Linked DNA regions of Mus musculus: regions 1 and 3 are each linked to region 2. A link is a loop called in an ENCODE intact Hi-C map of the cell type or tissue named here. Cell type or tissue: heart. All regions are shown on one strand.

Evidence for each region. Hi-C counts contacts between places; a loop is a spot of excess contacts. Peaks named below come from ENCODE experiments on the same cell type or tissue, not always from the same donor. Only the 100,000 strongest peaks of a DNase experiment are listed, where the experiment ranks them.
Region 1: it touches region 2 in a loop (2.2-fold over the local background); 1 of 42 quality-filtered maps calls a loop at or near these places.
Region 3: it touches region 2 in a loop (2.1-fold over the local background); 1 of 42 quality-filtered maps calls a loop at or near these places.

The regions. Positions count from the first base shown.
Region 1 is chr6:115,773,985-115,777,984 of GRCm38, forward strand. It overlaps Cand2 (cullin-associated and neddylation-dissociated 2 (putative)), which reads left to right and starts at 573. Exons shown (of 15, transcript NM_025958.2): 1 at 573-694. The coding sequence starts at 627. It overlaps Mir7660 (microRNA 7660), which reads left to right and starts at 1,673; the gene lies at 1,673-1,735. In heart, no CTCF peak of the experiment used is centred here; DNase peaks (open chromatin) are centred at 273, 707 and 1,947; H3K4me3 peaks cover 3,179 bases; H3K27ac peaks cover 3,135 bases.
Region 2 is chr6:115,674,718-115,678,717 of GRCm38, forward strand. It overlaps Raf1 (v-raf-leukemia viral oncogene 1), which reads right to left and starts at 1,918. Exons shown (of 17, transcript NM_029780.4): 1 at 1,519-1,918. It overlaps D830050J10Rik (RIKEN cDNA D830050J10 gene), which reads left to right and starts at 1,251. Exons shown (of 1, transcript NR_152134.1): 1 at 1,251-3,650. In heart, CTCF peaks have their summits at 1,454 and 2,233; DNase peaks (open chromatin) are centred at 1,274 and 1,924; H3K4me3 peaks cover 2,849 bases; H3K27ac peaks cover 2,644 bases.
Region 3 is chr6:115,544,316-115,548,315 of GRCm38, forward strand. Tsen2 (tRNA splicing endonuclease subunit 2) reads left to right here and starts at 376. Exons shown (of 12, transcript NM_199033.2): 1 at 376-413; 2 at 3,507-3,715. The coding sequence starts at 3,527. Gm36355 (a long non-coding RNA gene) reads right to left here and starts at 332. Exons shown (of 7, transcript XR_869382.3): 1 at 27-332. In heart, CTCF peaks have their summits at 413 and 2,151 (motif pointing right); DNase peaks (open chromatin) are centred at 336 and 2,147; H3K4me3 peaks cover 1,219 bases; H3K27ac peaks cover 821 bases.

The sequences.
Region 1 (4,000 bases), 99 kb after region 2:
AAGATCTACGCGCGCGCGCGCGCACACACACACACACACACACACACACACCTCCTAACTGGGGAAAACTGTGATCAACTTTAGGGAACAGCTATTGCTCTCGGCTTTGGGAACCTGAAGTCCGTCCTTAATTCATCTCAGGTTCTTTGGCTGTGTGGAACCTGGTAGAATCTGGAATTGCCATCCCATGTCCCTGTTTGCATGAGTGCCATTGAGAGAGCAAAGTCAAGGGGTCTTCAAGGCACAATCGGGAGAAGGCGTGGTCAGGGCCGGGTGGTGAGCTGCTGGTGCCCATGCTGAGCAGAGCTGTCCAGGAGAGGGGGCCAGGCCCGTTACTTCAGTCCTGCTCGGGACAGGAGGGGAGAGAGAGAGAGAGAGAGAGAGAGAGAGAGAGAGAGAGAGAGAGAGAGAGAGAGAGAGAGAGAGAGAGAGAGAGAGAGAGAGAGAGAGAGAGAGAGAGAGAGAGAGAGAGAGAGAGAGAGAGAGAGAGAGAGAGAGAGAGAGAGAGAGAGAGAGAGAGAGAGAGAGAGAAGGGGCGTGGCCGGTGGGGGAGGGGGCGTGGTGGAGGGGAGGGGAGGCCGCGCCGCCATATTCGATTCGACCCGCAACCCCGCGGCGCAGCCAGCATGAGTACCGGTGCCTTCTACATCTCCAGCCTGCTGGAGAAGATGACGTCCAGCGACAAAGACTTCAGGTGCGCCCTGTGGGGGCTCGGGACTCGTTTTCAGGGGTCTCAGCCTGTCCCGGCCGCCCCTCTGCTCCCCTGCCCCCCCCCTGCGGACCCCTGTGGGAGCCCCCGGCCTCTTCGCCTGGGCCTGGCTGGGCCTGCAGCCCCGCCCCCAGCCTCTTCCCGCCTTTGCTGTGCTGGCCTCTCAAGTCCCCAACACTGGGCGCCCCCCAGGCTCTCCAGTGAAGTCCCCGTCGGCCTCTCTTTGGAACCCAGTGCAGTCCTCTTCTGACCCTCATTGAAACAGGCCGCTTCCCTGCACAACCTCCATCCAAGGCTATCTTCCGAGACCCACACTTCTGCCCGGTCTCTAGGTTACCCCATCCCCCGCACCCTGTACCCCTACCGGGTCTCCTAACCCTAACAAACTTTACTTTTCTTTCATCTCTTTCTTTTCATCCCGTGCCTTTTCTCCCTGGCCCCTCATCACCACCCCATCTTCCTTATTCCCCTCCTCTCCCAAGATGGTTTAGAGCAGGAAGCAAAGGTTGGGGTGAGGGCTATCTCTCTCCCCCATTCTTTTTCTCCTATCCTCCTCTCCAAACACCACAGAAACACAGGAACAGAGTTGGCAAGAGGAATGGGAATATCTGATGCAGCCCCTCTTGCAGGGGAAACTGAGGTTCAGTGATAAAAAGGGGTTGTTGGTCAGTTGTGGACCCTCAAGTCAACAGGACAGTGCACCATTCTGAGTCTTCTGTCACAGTAGTTATCCCTCCGATTACAAACAGGGAAAATTAGGTTCAGGGACATGAAGGGCCTGGATACAATGCTAACGGTAGGGCCAAGCAGAGTTGGAGGTGTCAGTGGGATTCCCAATCTAGCCAGTCCGGAGGGGCCAGAAGCCTATTTGTGTGGTCTGACCTTTTCCGTGTCCTGTAAATACAGTCCTCAAAAATCTCTGTGCAGCCCTAAGCCCCACAGTGGTAGTAGGGCTTGGGATCCTTTGCCCTGGCTTCAGATCTCGGCAACCATCACTAACTAGATCTGTAAGTGATGGGCAAAGTACTCCATGCCCTCTGAGCCTTAGCTTAGCTGTTTGTGCTTTAGGTAGCAGGTAAGTGCTTTGTGAATGGTTGTCCTGACTCTGTGCAGGGAAACGGGGCAGGTCCTGGTAGACTGTTCTTTGTTCTTTGGGCCCAAGTTCTTTCTGTTCTCCAGAAGTCTGGAGGGGGCTTTGACTTACTCAAAGTCACATGGCCTGCCAGAGTTGAGGGAATGACTCCTGGGCCTATCAGGGAGTTGGCTCTATCACTCAGGGCCTGAGAAGCCCTTTAAATCTGTCCCTGCCAGCAGCGTTGAGGACACCTAAAACCACCCTGAGCATATGAGAATGGTTTCTATTTTTAAAAGTCTGAATACCAAGAGCCTGAGCCTCCTCCCAACCCCCGCCCCCCACCAGCTGTCCAGGCACCATGTGTCCCAGTGTCCTATGGTGCTGCCTCTCAACATGGCAGGAGACCATGGCTTATGGTTCCCAGCGGGGAATGTCTGACTGGGGTTCCAGGCAAGGGACAGCCAGCCTTGGTTCTCAGTTTTATTTGGGGATCAGACTCTTGACAGAGAAAACCAAGAACTTGAGAGGTCTGACAGGGATGTCCAAATCCTTTTTCACTGAGGCAGTGCTGTTTGAGGATTCAGGTGACCTACCTCACGCTGGTGCTTCGTAACCTCTCTGAGCCTGCTTGCTCAGATTGACCTATTAAAACCCTCAAGGATGCTGTGGGAGAGGGGCAAAGACAATTTCCGTTTTATTCATGGAAAAACCGAGGCTTGGGGTTAAGGAGGCAGCTGGCCAAATTTTACCTCACTGATAAGACAAGTATGTTTACTTAAAGCCTCGCTCTGCTTTGGAGCTCTTGCTTGTCAAATTATTATCCCCACCACCCCAGCACCATGACATTTCCTCTGAGAGTGATGTCTGCAGACCTGAGGTGTTTGAAATGCTGCGGTATATTTGTGAATGTTGATTTCTGGGTTCGGGTTTCCACGAGGCCGCTTGGCTCTAAGCCAGTGGTTCTCAACCTTCCTAACACTGCACACCTTTAATACAGTTCCTTGTGTTGTGGTGACCTCCAACCATAATATGAATTGGTTGCTACTCATAACTATAATTTTGCTATTGTTCGGAATGGTAATGTAAATACTTGATGCAGGATATCTAATATGTCTCACACACACACACACACACACACACACACACACACTCCAAAAAGGGGCCTCGATCCACACCTCTGCTCAAGGTCTGTTGAGCACAAACTCTCCTGCCCTCACCCTGCTCCCTTGTCAGACCTGTTCCTTGCTGAGCTTGGAGTATTAGATGTGAGCCTGCTGAGCAAGAGTATGTGTGCACGCACATGTGTTTATGTGTGTGCAAGATATGTGCATATATTTATGTATGTATGTTTGTTTGTGTGTACATGTGTGAAAGTATATGTATTCATATATGTGTGTGTATGTGCATGGTATGGGGGTTATTATGTGTATGTGTATATATGTGGGGATATTATATGTCTTTCTGTGTGTGTGTGTGTGGGTGTGTGTGCATGAAGTGTTCTCATACATTCGCTGTATGGGAGAAAAGTGCTGTCAAGGAGGGGTGCAAAGTCCTGAAGTGACTATCTAGGGAGACTGTAATGCTTAGGTGTGTGTTGGTCAGGGTGATCAGGATCACCCCTGAAGCAGGAACATTTGCATCAAACTCTTTTTTTTTTTAATTTATTTATTTATTATATGTAAGTACACTGTAGCTGTCCCCAGATACTCCAGAAGAGGGCATCAGATTTCGTTAGGGATGGTTGTGAGCCACCATGTGGTTGCTGGGACTTGAACTCGGGACCTTCGGAAGAGCAGTCGGCGCTCTTAACCACTGAACCATCTCACCAGCCCTGCATCAAACTCTTGATGGGTGCGCTAGTTGGTTTTCCAAGTCAGGTTGACACAAGCTAGAGTCACCTAAGAAGAGGGAACCATAATTGAGAAAATGCCTCCATAAGATTGATCTAGAGATAGACTGTGGTCCATTTTTTAAAATTAGTGATTGACTGGGGAGGGTGCATCCTGTTGTGAGTGATGAGGGCCCTGGGCAGATAGACTTGGGGATATAAGGAAGCAAGTTGGAAGAGTCATTCGTGCCTGTATGTCAGTAAGCAGCGCTCCTCTATGGCCTCTCTGGGCGTAGTGGCACATGCTTTTAAACCTCCACGGCCTCTGTCTCAGTTCCAGGCTTTCAGTGATAGTGTCTTAGTCAGGGTTTCTATTCCTGCATAAACA
Region 2 (4,000 bases):
TTCACTTCCAAATAGCCACTTCAGCATAAGCCTTAATCGAAGGAGCTATTTTAGAAGAAGAATGTTCACAGGGCTGCAGACGTCTTAACAAAGCTGCAACCTGGGGACTCTGTCCAAAGAAAAGAGTCTACTACATAAATAGGGTTAATTAAAAATACTTTCATGCTACACTTCTTCAGGTGCTTTCTATAATCTGCCAATTTCTGTCTGTTTGGGGAATGTGTTAACCTTAGAAATAGCTGCAAGAGTATCTCCAAATAGGAACCAGTGATCAAGCAAGCACAAAACATTTTCTATCAATTACCAAAACTGGTTAGCAAGACTTAACAAGGTAAATTTTGTTCACTACCATAGCGGGAGGGGAGCAAAGCAGTAACCAGCAAGAACTAAACATTCACAACATGAAGTTAATTAATAAATGAACTAGTTCATTACTATCCATCACACAGACCCTTCACAAGCGATCAATTTTTCCTTTTGAACCCTGACGTCTGTCTTCCTGCACCCCACATTTACTAGCTGCTCCCCCAAATCATCCCAACTCCCGCAGGCTATGCCTCTGAGCCTTGGTGCCAGCTGTTCCCTCCGCCGACAATGTCCTCCCCTCTGCCTCACCTGGCGGAACAGTCCTTCAAACTCCGCGCAGAAGCAAGCAAGGAACCTCAGGGCTTCTCGACTCTGCACCTAACTGTTCTAAATCCCAAGAACACTTGGGAAAACAAGCCTTATCACCTCCGGTTGTTTTCACGCCCCAGGAGCTGAGTCTCCAACGACCCCACAGGACGCATTGCAGGCATTCAGACGTGCCCTGAATTCATTCCCCACTTCTATACACAGACCTGGCCCATTCCCCAGGACCCAGTTACGTCTCAACCGGGAAAGAAGAGATTCGACTGTCCCTCCTAACAAAGAATGAAAACCAGAGGCACACCCTGGGCCCTGGAGAGAGAACAATGAATGAACACGGTCACCTCGTTTGTGTCCCAACTCTGCATCCATGCACCGGCTCTGCAAAAGCCTGGGAGGTTGTCGCTTCACACAAAAGGCAGCCTGGCTCCCGATCGCGAGCATCCCGGGCCACCCATTTGGAAGCCCCAGGCGAGGTCGCAAGCCTTTGAGGCGGGACCCTGACCGGTTTCTCTCGCTGCCTTCCCCGATTCCTCTTGTCTTCCCTAAAAGGGTGTCACTTAAGCGAAGCAGCCCGAGAGGAGGTGCAAGGCCGGGCTCCCCCCACTTCTGCAGCCCGAGAGAAAAAAGAACGAGCCCATCCCAGTGACAACACAGTCACTGGGCAGCTCTGGGAGGATTTTTTTTCCCCCATTGCCAAAATATGAGGAATGCTCGCTGGGCACCGGAGTGGCGCTGGCACGTTTCCGAGAAACACTGGGAAATCTGAGCAGGGGTGTGGAAACTGGCTCGCCGGCCATGACACCCGGCCCGCGCCCGGCCCGCCACCAGGATGACAGCGGCCTGGCCGACCCTGCGCCCCACGGTCGCACCGTCAGCCCTGTGGCCTACCTGAGGGAGCCGGGCAGTGCCGGGTCCCGTCGTGCAGCGGCAGCGGTGGTTGAGAGAACGCGTTGGTTGCGGTCACATTCGGCGTGTCCCCAGCCCGGGGGACGGGGCCCCGGGGAGGCCCCGCATCGCTGCACTAGCGCCCCGCGCCTCAGGGCACGCGCCCCAAAGCTCGGCCAGCTGGCCCGTCCGAGGGCCTGCGGAGAACAACAGAGAAGCCTTCCCGCCTCAAGTCCGCTCGGCTCTAACTCCCGCCATCCAAGATGGCGGCACCAGCACCCGCGAAGAAGACGCTCTCAGGCTATCCCGGGCGAGCTAGCCCTGCGCTCGACACTCGTCTCCACGACCTGCGGCGCCGCCGGGCTCACTGCCTCTGCGCGAGCTCCTGGGCTCGGCAGTCCGCTTAAAACTCGGCTCGGGGATCTATCGCTCGAGCCTGGAATGTGGCCCCGCCTCCGGGGGCGTGGCCTCGCGGTCCTGCGGCCGCCATTTCGGGGTTGACTCCGTGGTAGCAGAGTGACTGTTTCTGGTTGGAGGCCAGTGGTATTGGGCTGCAGCCGCGGTCCGGCCACCCGCGAGGCCCTCAGCGGGCCAGACGCGCCTGGTGACACACGGCACAGGGCTCCAGCTCTGGTGCTTCCTCTCCGAAGTTGACATCCGTGGAGAATGGCGGCCTAGGGGTTTTGTGGGAAAGCCCTCATGCTATGTGAAACCTCAGGTTCCTCATTTGTAGATGGAGTGTTCGCTGTAGTACACCAAGTTGACCAAAAACTAAAAGTATGGTGTTGCACACCTGTAATGCCAGCGCTTGGAAAGTGAGGGCAAGAGGGTCGGGAGTTCACGGTCATATGAGCTGCATGAGACCCTGTCTCAAAAAAGAAAAAAAAATTAAAATTGATGCGACAATATGGCCCACCGTAAACTGAAGCCTGTTGTGCGTCTTCGTACAGCCCCCGTGGAATAGACACCTGGAGGGCAATGTGTATTGTCAATTGTGCTTTTTTTTTTTTTTCCCCTCTTTGAAATAGGTTCTCAATTTTATTTATTTATTGTGGTTTTTCGAGACAGGGTTTCTTTGTCTAACAGCCCTGTCTGTCCTGGAACTCACTTTGTAAACCAGGCTGGCCTCGAGCTCAAAGAGATCGCTCTGCCTCTGCCTCTTGAGTGCTGGGATTAAAAGCATGTGCCAGATTCCCTCTTAATTTGAGGCTGGCCTCAGACTCTGGTTCTCCTACCTCTGTGTAAGTATTTTCCAAGTAGCCATTTGGGGACCCGCAAGGTGACTCAGAGAGTAAAAAGTGTGCAGAGTAAAACCTGATGGAAGAGAGAACAGGCTCCTGAAAGTTATCCTCTGACCTCCATTCGAACCCGGTGCTACGTGCGCAACCTGCAACCGCATTTACAAATACACAGACAAGTTTTTTTTTGTTTTTTTTAAGTAACCATTTATAAGTAAACATCTTTTGGCATTTAGTGCGTTCACAGTATTGTGTAACCACAACTTTGGTTCCAAAACATTTCCATTACTCTGAAATAAAATTACCCACTAAGCAGTTTAGTTTCTCACTAGCTCCCACCCAGAGCAACCACCAATACTCATTTTGCTACTACAGACCTGACTTCTAGATTATCTTGTGTGCGTGGATACTTATAAAGTATGGGGCCCTTTATGATTTAAGTCTTTTCACTTAGCCTGTTTCCGAGTTCATCTGTAACACATGTGTGCTAATACTTCACTCCTCTTTAGAGCTAAACTATTTCATCAGAAGTTTACACCAGATTTTCTGTCTAGGATAACCATGGAAATTTAGGTTCTTTCCATCTTTTGGCTTTTGTATTGGTTACTTTTCTGGTTTCTGTGACAAGATAATGGACAAATGCAGGGTTAAAAAAAAGGGGGGGGGAGGTAGGCCCAAAGGGGAATGGCTAACCACTGGGTAGTGGTTAGGGCACCAGCTGCTCTTGCAGAGGACTTAGGTTCAATTCTCAACACCCACATGGTAGTCACAACCACTCATAACTCCAGGTGCAGAGGATCAAATGCCCTTTCCTGATCTCTGTGTACCAGACACATAGTACACAGATACACATAAATAGATTAAATCATAATAATAAAAGAAAGGAAGGGCTTCTTATTTTGGCTGACAGTTGAAGGACGCAGTCCATCATGGTGGGAAAGCCATGATGGCAGGAGATGGAGGCTGATGGTTGTGTCTCCCCATGGTCAGGACAGAGACTCAGGTCTTAGCTCACTGCTCCTTTGTGTTCCCTTTTCCTGTCTGAGACCCTCTGCCTATGGATTAGTGTCACTTTTAGAATGGGTCTTCTGATAACAACCCAATCTAGACGCTCCCTCAAAGACACACCCAGAAGTGTGTCTCCTAGGCGATGCTGCAGCAGTGGTTCTCAACCTTCCAAAGGCTGTGACCATTTAAAACAGTTCATGTTGTGGTGACCCCGATCATAAAATTAGTTTTGTGGCTAT
Region 3 (4,000 bases), 130 kb before region 2:
AAAATGGACCTTGTGTTAGAACTTACAGGCAGTGAGCACTGGCAATGCAAAGGCAGGTGTCCCTCCATGAGTTCAAGGCCAATCTGGGCTACAAAGTGAGTTCCAGGCAAACCAAGGCTATACAGTGAGACCTATGTAATCTCAAAAGGAAAACAAACAAACAAACAAACAAACCTTGGGGGTTGCTGTGAGAATTAAGGCGGGATATATTACCCCTTAGCCTTCCTCATTAGACTTAGCCGGGGGATGGGGCGGAATGTATCGTCAGCGGTACAGTGCGCAGGCGTGCTGTGCTAGGACACAGCCAGTCCCTTTTGCGGCTGCGTGCAACTGGTTTTGCGGCCGCACTGCTTGACGGCTGCAGCGCCGCCCCCCGGTTGCCGGGTAACGGTGGGCGCGCGTGGCGGCGAAAGGTAAGACTGAGTAGTCCTGTTTCTCGCGTTCTGTGTCCAGCGTGCGAGCGACTTCAGGCGGGAGCGGGGTGGGAGCTGTGGCTGTCACTCAAGCGCGCATGGGCACAGCGTCCCGAGGGCTGCGGAGCGCTTCGCTCTCGCTGACAGATGCCATCTGCCCCAGCCCCAAGCTGGTCTGCCTTGGCCCTCAGCCCTGCACCTCGGCCCAGGAGCTGTGCAGTGGGGGACACAGATGAAAGTGTGTTTGCAAATGATGAGGAGCCCACGAGGGGCTGAGGATGGGACTCGGTTGGCAGCCTGTTGTCTACTCCTAGCACCGCATCCAACCAAGCTGCTGCCCGCCTGTAATCCCAACTTCCAGAGATGGAAGCGAGAGCATCAAGCTGGTTTTAAGTTTCCTCAGCTACATATCACGTTTGGAGCCAGCCTGGGCTACGTGTGGCCTCATCTCAAAATAATAAATAAATAAATAAATAAATAAATAAATAAATAAATAAAATACATGCTAAGAGACCATGAGTAAGTTTGCCATAAGAGAGGCTTCTTTGACCCCTGATCCAAGAGTGTTGGAAAGTGATATGGACCCACCTTTTACTGTATGCTTTGTGCTTGGATTGACGGTAGAAGCATATAGAGCGGGGTTGGGCTGACCATTGGGTGTCATGGTTCGTGCTTTTAGCTGTAGTACATGGGAGGCTGGGGCAGAAAGATCATAGTTTAAAGCTAGCCAAAGCTGCATAACAAGGCCACGTGTCAGCAAAACCGAAATTTTTAAATGAATATTAGGCTAGCAGATTAAGAGAAGAATGAAGGACAGGCCTTGCTTTTGATGGACAGAAATATGCTTTGTGGTGCTCTGGTGACAGGCATGAGCAGGTTTCTCCTTAACAGTCTTTGCAGATACATTCACACACACACACACACACACACACACACACACACACACACGCTGCAAGCCATTCTTCTCACTTGTACAATGGGAATAAGAATGTGGCTGGGCAGCCGGGCGATAGTGGTGCACGCCTTTAATCCCAGCACTTGGGAGGCAGAGGCAGGCGGATTTCTGAGTTTGAGGCCAGCCTGGTCTACAGAGTGAGTTCCAGGACAGCCAGGGCTACACAGAAAAACCCTGTCTCGAAAAAACAAAAAAGCAAACAAACAAAAAAAAGAATGTGGCTGGGCTGGGACTGTGGCTCCTTTGATAGAGAGTTTTCTTTGAATGATCCAGGCCCTGAGTTCAATTCCCAGCACTAGGAAAAGAAGCAACTAAAAGCCTTTATATCCAGTCCTCCAGACCACCGTCCTGGTCTGGTCTACCCTATACATATGTACCTGGCTGTATGTATCTGCTTTATGACATGTAACGTTCGAGTACTTTGTTCCCCAGGGAGCCAGAAGAGGCTTTCTGATCCCCTGCAGCTAGAGTTGCAGGTGGGCATAAGCCACCATGTGCATGCTGGGAATTGAACCTGGGTCTTTCTTCTGGATGAGTACCTACCAAGCCTCTCTCCATCCCCGTGCGTGGTTATCTTTGACACGCACTTGTCCATTGTTCTAACTTCCTTGGTCCATCTTTCCTTCTGTCTTTATTGACATTCCTGGCTTCATGAGAAGTTTCGTGAACACCTTGGCCAGGGCTTGATGTTTCTGTTATGACCACCGCCACCACGACTGTCATTTTGCAGGTGTTTGCCTGCCTGTGTGTCTTGTCTGTGCTTATCATGCATGCAGTACCCACAGAGGCCAAAAGAGGGCATTGGATCCTTGGGACTGGAGTTACTGATGGGCATGAACTACCCTGTGGATGCGGAGGGTGGAACCTGAATCCTCTAAAAGAGCAGGCAGTGCTCCTGCCACATCGTTTCCTCTTTAATGGTCATGACACCCACCTCCTCAGTAAGCTCCCAGTTTAAGTCATGTGTAGACCTGACCCTAGACAGCTGCAGGTTCAAATCCCCCACCGGCCTGGTGAAGCGTCTGTCAGTTGGAATGTACACACTTGCATGGGCTGTGACTCAGCAATGCTCGGTGCTGGTAGCCGGCCCCAGCTCCGTGTCACATCCAACTCACTTTTGTGTGTATTCCACACTGGTTTTGTCTCCTTGGGTCAGAATAAGTAAGACCCAGAATAAAGAGGTCTTCACATCAGCTTCCTTGGATCCTTCTAGGTAAGTCTCTACCTGGTTGGTAGCTGTGTGGCATCTCACTCAGACCTAGACCACAGTAAACAGATGCAAACCTGTGTCTGAGCAGGAGCCACAGAGAGGGCCTGGGCTCTGGTTCCCACAGCCCTGATGTTAATCCAGTGATGTCATTCACAGGGCCCTTACGGGCCTCACTGACCTGAGTGTTGCCTTGACTGTAAAATGGCATTGCTGGCGCTCACTTCATAACCAGCATCATCAGAGTCTGGGTGATGCCACTCTGCCAGGCCCTGTCCTCTGTGAACCATGGCTGTGAGGAGCTGGGTTTCTACCCCTTTATAGATGAGCTAAAGCCCAGTGTCGGTGGGACTTTTACCAAAGGTTTTCCAGCTAAGATGCAGCAGCTTCCTGATGGTGGTGTGTACACTGCGGTAGCCAGCACACAGGGTAGAATACAGCACGGACAGCCTGGCTTCAGTCCCTGCACACACCCACTGGCGTTTCGTAGGACATAACTGGCCCCTAAATGACAGTGACTCTGCTATGATTCGTGGATTTCCTTCTCCCTGCCCCACACCCCCCCCCCCCCCGAGACAGGGTTTCTCTGTGTAGCCCTGGCTGTCCTGGAGCTCACTTTGTAGACCAGGCTGACCTCGAACTCAGAAATCCATCTGCCTCTGCCTCCTGAGTGCAGGGATTAAAGGTGTGCACCACCACGCCTGGCTCAAAGACAGGAATTCTTAAGGCCTTGGTGTTACCAGCTTCAGTTAAGGTGATGGCACTGGCTTCTTAGAGGTCTTAGCATCTGAGATACCCCCGTGACTGATGTCCTTATTACATGGTGTCTTCTAGTTCATTGTTTCCCCCAGAGACCAGGTCAACCTGGTTCTGATTGTGCTGGCTCTGATGGTCCGTTTTTACTGACTGGTTCCTCTCCTTTGTTCTCTAGAGACCTGTTATCCTTGAAGAATGGCAGAGGCAGTCTTCCGTGCTCCTAAGAGGAAAAGAAGAGTCTATGAGAGTTACGAGTCACCACTGCCCATCCCCTTTGGTCAGGACCAAGGTCCCAGGAAGGAATTCCGAATATTCCAGGCTGAAATGATTAGCAACAATGTGGTGGTGAGGGGCACAGAGGACATGGAGCAGCTGTATGGGAAGGTAAGCCCAGGCCGTTCTGGTTCCTTCCTGGGGACACCCCAAGCAGCCACCTCCTCTTCCAGGTTCCTCCCAGAACCAACTATAAGCAGCAGCTCTGAAACTTCAACTGTAAGCCTGAGAGCTAGACATGCCCAACCACAAACCAAAAACACAGGGTGAAGCGCTGTATAGTAAAGACAGAGAAGTAATTTACAGAAAGATAATGAGTAAAGACTTGACAGTCATCCCTACTGACTCCTGTCCCTTCCCAGAGGTCACTACACAGTGGCATGGGACCCATGAGCC